Regions from separate parts of the Homo sapiens genome. Here region 1 is linked to region 2. Evidence: read pairs that join two places in POLR2A ChIA-PET (ENCODE). Cell type or tissue: GM12878. All regions are shown on one strand. Each heading gives the region's core, and the rest is flanking DNA. Links, peaks and the distances in the headings are about the cores only. Region 1 overlaps ARPC3 (actin related protein 2/3 complex subunit 3). Region 2 has its middle 8.4 kb from the start of GLTP.

Region 1 (2,911 bases), core at 206-2,705, 560 kb before region 2:
AGGCTGAGGCAGGAGAATCACTTGAACCCGGGAGGCGGAGGTTGCAGTGGGCCAAGGTCATGTCATTGCACTCCAGCCTGGGCAACAAGAGCCAAACTCTGTCTCAAAAAAAAAAAAAAAAATTAGGAAGTAGCCAGGTGTGGTGGCTCACACCTGTAGTCCCAGCCCTTTGGGAGGCTGAGGCAGGAGGAACACTTGAGCTTAGGAGTTTGAGATCATCTTAGGCAACATGGTGAGACTCCTTCTCAAAAAAAAAAAAAGAAGTGATGAATACTTAAGCATCATTGTTTTTAACATTATTTACTTTTTTTTTTTTTTTGAGACAGTCTTGCTCTGTTGCCCAGGCTGGAGTGCAGTGGCACGATCTCGGCTCACTGCAGCCTTCGCCTCCTGGGTTCAAGTGATTCTCCAGCTTAGCCTCCCACATGGCTGGGACTACAGGCGCACGCCGCCACGCCTGGCTAATTTTTTATATTTTAGTAGAGATGGGGTTTCACTGTGTTGCCCAGGCTGGTTGCAAACTCCTGAGCTCAGGCAATCTGCCTGCCTCAGCCTCCCAAAGTGCTGGGATTACAGGCATGAGCCACCACGTCCAGCCAACATCATTTACTTAATTGTAAGTTTATATAATTTGATTTTTGAGAAGAGCTGTGTTTAACAACCAGCTTGAAAAATGCCTCAAAATTTAACAATTGGTTTTCTTGAGCCAGAAAGAACCAGCCCTCGCACCTCAATGCTGCTATCCCTTCTCCCTCCCCTAATTAATCTTGGGTGGTTTACTCTTTTTTTCCTTTAAGGGAAGGTTGTTTGCCACAGTGACATTTGCTCTTTTTCTGCTTCTGTGTTCTTCCTGGGCTTGCCATTACAGGCTTACCACTCTTCTCTCATGGATCCTGATACCAAACTCATCGGAAACATGGCACTGTTGCCTATCAGAAGTCAATTCAAAGGACCTGCCCCCAGAGAGAGTAAGTCTAAACCCATTATTTTCAAATTTTGGTACGAAATGCCTAACAATCTTCTGAAATGATCAAATCAGAAAAATTCTTAGCTCAGTCTTCTCTCTCAAATTGCCCTTGTACTTTGCTTGGTAGATACTGTGGTCTAGACCTTTCAAGATAGTGGTTATATGTTGCATTTAATAGGAAATTGTATTATTTCTTCTGACTTCTCCAGGAAACTCTTTTGAGAAAATGGAGGAAATGTGCTTAATTCTGGACACTGTTTATCAGTTCTTTCAAACAAATCTAATGCTGTTACGTCTAGAATGCCACATGCCCATCCTTTCTGTCATCAACCTGGAAAAGAACAACAACAAATATTTTAACCTCTTCCTCGTCTAAATCTACTTCCTTTATTCATTCTTCAAGATCTTCATTTTTAGCAATACCTCAATCTTAAATCTGAAGTGTACTATGTAACATTACTTACGTCTATTCCCGCTTTTCTGAATTTTATTTCAGAAAGCCGCAATATTTTTCAGACACTGTCTGAGACTCTTCTGATGCTTTCTGAGATGTTCTCCCAACAGTATAATTTGTATTATGTTAGACATGGTTTCCCTGTACCCTGCAAGGGTCTGAACTGAATTCCATTCATGGTTTCCAAGACCATTATTATAATTACCAATTTGGTACTTATCCAGTCCCCATTTCTCTGCCAGACTGTTTGACTTGACCTTTTTTAAACTTAATTTTGTTTTCAACACCATTTGAAAGCTCAGTAAACTTAATGCATATGGTGAGTCACCACAGTCTCTACTTGATTCTGAGGAAAAGGAACAAGGAAGAAGACAGCCTGGGAAAGAAGAAAAATAACATAAAAGAAAATCACAAGGCTGGGTGCGGTGGCTCACACTTGTAATCCCAGCACTTTGGAAGGCCAAGGCAAGTGGATCACTTAAGGTCAGGAGTTCGAGACCAGCCTGGCAAACATGGCGAAACCCCAACTCTACTAAAAATACAAAAATTAGCTAGGCATGGTGGTGGGCACCTGTGATCCCAGCTACTCAGGAGGCTGAGACAGGAGAATCGCTTGAACACAGAGGGTGGAGGTTGCAGTGAGCCAAGATTGCACCACTGCACTCCAGCCTGGGTGACAGAGTGAGACTTCATCTCAAAAAAAAAAAAAAATTTTTTTTCACTGCAAAGGCCAGGCGTGATGGCTCACACCTATAATCCCAGCACTTTGAGAGGTCGAGGTGGGTGGATCACCTGAGTTCAGGAGTTCAAGACCAGCGTAACCAACATGGAGAAACCCCATCTCAACTAAAAATACAAACAATCAGCCGGGCATGGTGGCGCATGCCTGTAATCCCAACTACTTGGGAGACTGAGGCAGGAGAATTGCTTGAACCTGGGAGGTGGAGGTTGCAGTGTGCCGAGATCATGTCATTGCACTCCAGCCTAGGCAACGAGCAAAACTCTGTTTCAAAAGAAAAAAAAAAAAAACCTGAATTGGAATGGAGGCCTGTGCTGTGAGCTAAATAACAGCATTAATCACACTAATTCATTTATATTCAACAAATATCTGTAGAATGCCTTTTATGTGCCAAGTATTCTTCTAATTTCAGAATCCTTTGGCCTTTGCCCCCTCCTGTCATTGCATTTAGAAGAACTAGCTGGTTTTTGGAAACAATATTGAGTCCTCCAAGACAGTTTTCTTTCACAGATAAGAAAACAGATTGCAGCCAGGCATAGTGGCTCACGCCTGTAATCCCAGCACTTTGGGAGGCTGAGGCGGGCAGATTGCCTCAGGTCAGGAGTTTGAGACCAGCCTGGCCAACATGGTGAAACTCTGTCTCTACCAAAAATACCAAAATTAGCTAGCTGTGGTGGCAGGCACCTGTAGTCCCAGCTACATGGGAGGCTGAGACAGGAGAATCACTTGAACTCAGGAGGCGGAGGTTGCA
Region 2 (2,911 bases), core at 264-2,763:
GGCACATGCGCCCCCATGCCCAGCTAACTTTTTTTTTTTTTTTTTTGTAGAGATGAGGTCTTTTGTGTTGCACAGGTTGGTTCATTTTCATGTTTCTTCAATTTAATGATAATGGTAGTGTGCTATGACACTGTCTTAGGATTGTGACACAGTCAGGCTTCCTTAGAACAGTTTATCCATGTGAGACTACAAAGGCCAGGCCCTCTCAGCCCCTGAGGCTGCCCCTGTAGATGGAGGACAAGGTGGCATTCTCCCTCTTCTCTGTGCTGTTAAAATGATCAAAATACTATTTTTATCCAGTAACTGAAAAAATGTCCAAAACTTGGCTGTATCCCACTTGGGTGTTTCCTGGGATGACAGCAAGTGGGCCTGTTGGCGGGTGCGCCTTCGCATTAATTAGGGAGAGGCGGCAGACGGGCCCCAAGAAGCAGCAAGGAGAATTGGCATGGTGGCTCTTAACACCCAGAGGAGTTGGCTCAACAAAGCCCATTTGGCACATTTAGTCCTGCTGAAAACCTGGCAGTTGGGGAGGTGACATCACTGGAATCAATTATCCCCACAATTGCCAGTCCTGGGTAGAAATAACTCCGTAAATCGATTCATAATAGCCACACCATTCATCGAGGGCTGCCTGCCTGCCAGCATGCAAACTGCTCTATCTACATTAACCCATTGAAATCTCACATCAGCCCTGACAGGGAGTTAGCATTGCTACTGTCCTAACTTTACAGATGAAACAACAGAGGGAAGATTTACACACACACAGGAGAAGCTCACATGAAGATGGAGGCAGAGGCTGGAGTGAGACAGGAATGCCTAGAGCCACCAGAGGCTGGAAGAGGCAAGAATAGATTTTCTTCCAGAGTCGTCTTTTTTTTTGAGATGGAGTCTCTCTCTGTCACCCAGGCTGGAGTGCAGTGCAGCAGGCTCACTGCAAGCTCTGCCTCCTGGGTTCATGCCATTCTCCTGCCTCAGCTTCCTGAGCAGCTGGGACTACAGGCGCCCGCCACCACGCCCGACTAATTTTTTGTATTTTTAGTAGAGACGGGGTTTCACCGTGTTAGCCAGGATGGTCTCGATCTCCTGACCTCGTGATCTGCCTGCCTCGGCCTCCCAAAGTGCTGGGATTACAGGCATGAGCCACCGCACCCAGCCCAGAGTCGTCTTTTACTTTTAATTTTGTAGAGATGAGGTCTTGCTATGTTGCCCAGGCTGGTTTCAAACTCCTGAGCTCAAGCAATCCTCCCTCCTCATCCTCCGAAAGTCCTGGGATTACAGGTGTGAGATACCATGCCCAGTCTTTTTTTTTTTTTTTTGGTGACAGGACCTTGCTATGTTGCCCAGGCTGGTCTCAAACTCCTCGACTCAAGGAGTCCTCCCACCTCAGCCTCCCAAGTAACTAAGATTACAGGCACGTACCACCGTGCCCAGCTCAGAGCCTTCGGAGAGAGTGTGTTCTAGCCAACACCTTGATTTTGCCCTAGTGATACTAATTTTGGACTTCTGGCTTTTAGAACTGTGAGAGAATACATTTTGATTGTTTTAAATCATCAAGCAGCCACAGGAAACTGACACAGGAAGTGACTTGCTCAAGGCCACACAGCTAGAAAGTAGAAGTGTTGAGTTTTAAACATAGTTAAGTATTCAATAAATGTTAGCTGTCATTATTATTATTACTATGCTGCAATAAAGAAGGTGCGTTTATTGGATAAAATGTCAGCAAGACCACGAACTCAGCCTACTTCACCCATCCCAACAGACACCGCTGGGGGAAAGACGGCCTGTGTAACAAGGATTTGATGATTCAGTTGGGGAAGATGTTATTAACACTGGGTGGAGCTGGTTTAGGAAAATGACGAAACTTTGCAGAGTGAACACCTCACCCACACTGAGTTGATTCCAAACATTACAACTCCATTGGTCAAGCTGGTCCTACAGATTAATTGCAGAGAGGGTTTGCAACTCATGGAGAAGTACAGTGACCCAACAATCCAAAAAGATGAGGTGGCTCCTCTGTGCCTGGTAGTATTTCCCTGACACTACGGGAAGCTAAGGGGAGAAACTGATGGCCCATAGCCAAAGCCAACTTGCTGAAGGTTTCTGTGGCTCTTCCCCTTTTCCTTCCCACCTCTCCCCCGCCCTGTTTTCTCTCTTCCTCGCCCTTCTATTCTTGAACAATTCAATCCAAAAGCCAATAGGTGGGTCCCAGCAAGGTAAATGTCAGTAATGGGGGGCACTGGGGAGGGTACATGCTGGTCCAAAGAGGGGTGTCAGGCTGGGTGCAGTGGCTCACACCTGTAATCCCAGTGCCTGGGGAGGCTGAGGCGGGAGGATTGCTTGAGGCCAAGAGTTCGAGGCCAGCCTAGGCAACATAGTGAGACCCTGTCTTAACAAAAAATTTAAAAATTATCCAGGCATGGTGATGCACGACTGTAGTCCCAGCGACTTGGGAGTCTGAGGCAGGAGGATCGTTGGAGCCCAAGAGGTAGAGGCTGCAGTGAGCTGTGATCATGCCACTGCACTCCAGTCTGGGCAACAGAGTGAGATTCCGTTTCTAAACAACAAAAACAACAAAGGTGGGTGTCAGATCCCAAATGGAATAAGAAAGGTGTCTGCATGGGGAGGGGGTGGCCAGAGCTCAGCAAGTGAGAAGGGCATCCTCATGGAAAGGCAGACTGGCAGGGGCTACAGAAGCGTGAGCATGGCATGAGGGGCATCCTTGCTGGGGAGGGAGTGGCAGCAATGATAGGAAGTTGTAACCTATGGGGGATTGATCAAATGAGGAAAAAACAAGGAGAACACCAGGTTTCTCACTGCAGGAGAAGGGAACTACAAACAAGAAAAGGGAGAAAAGTAGAATTAACCCCATAGAGACAAATTAGAATTGGATCTATCAGGGTGAAATACCATG

The links. Peaks named below come from ENCODE experiments on the same cell type or tissue, not always from the same donor. Only the 100,000 strongest peaks of a DNase experiment are listed, where the experiment ranks them.
Region 1: POLR2A ChIA-PET joins it to region 2 with 6 read pairs; 5 of 35 experiments call an interaction of 5 or more read pairs at or near these places.

The regions. Positions count from the first base shown.
Region 1 is chr12:110,443,509-110,446,419 of GRCh38, reverse strand. ARPC3 (actin related protein 2/3 complex subunit 3) reads left to right here. Exons shown (of 7, transcript NM_001278556.2): 2 at 869-968. Among named protein-coding and RNA genes, the nearest start is that of ARPC3, 5.4 kb to the left of the region's middle. In GM12878, for the core only: no CTCF peak of the experiment used is centred there; no DNase peak of the experiment used is centred there.
Region 2 is chr12:109,887,436-109,890,346 of GRCh38, reverse strand. It overlaps a transcript of TCHP not described here. Among named protein-coding and RNA genes, the nearest start is that of GLTP, 8.4 kb to the right of the region's middle. RefSeq lists a silencer at 1,785-1,934. In GM12878, for the core only: no CTCF peak of the experiment used is centred there; a DNase peak (open chromatin) is centred at 1,546; H3K27ac peaks cover 1,810 bases.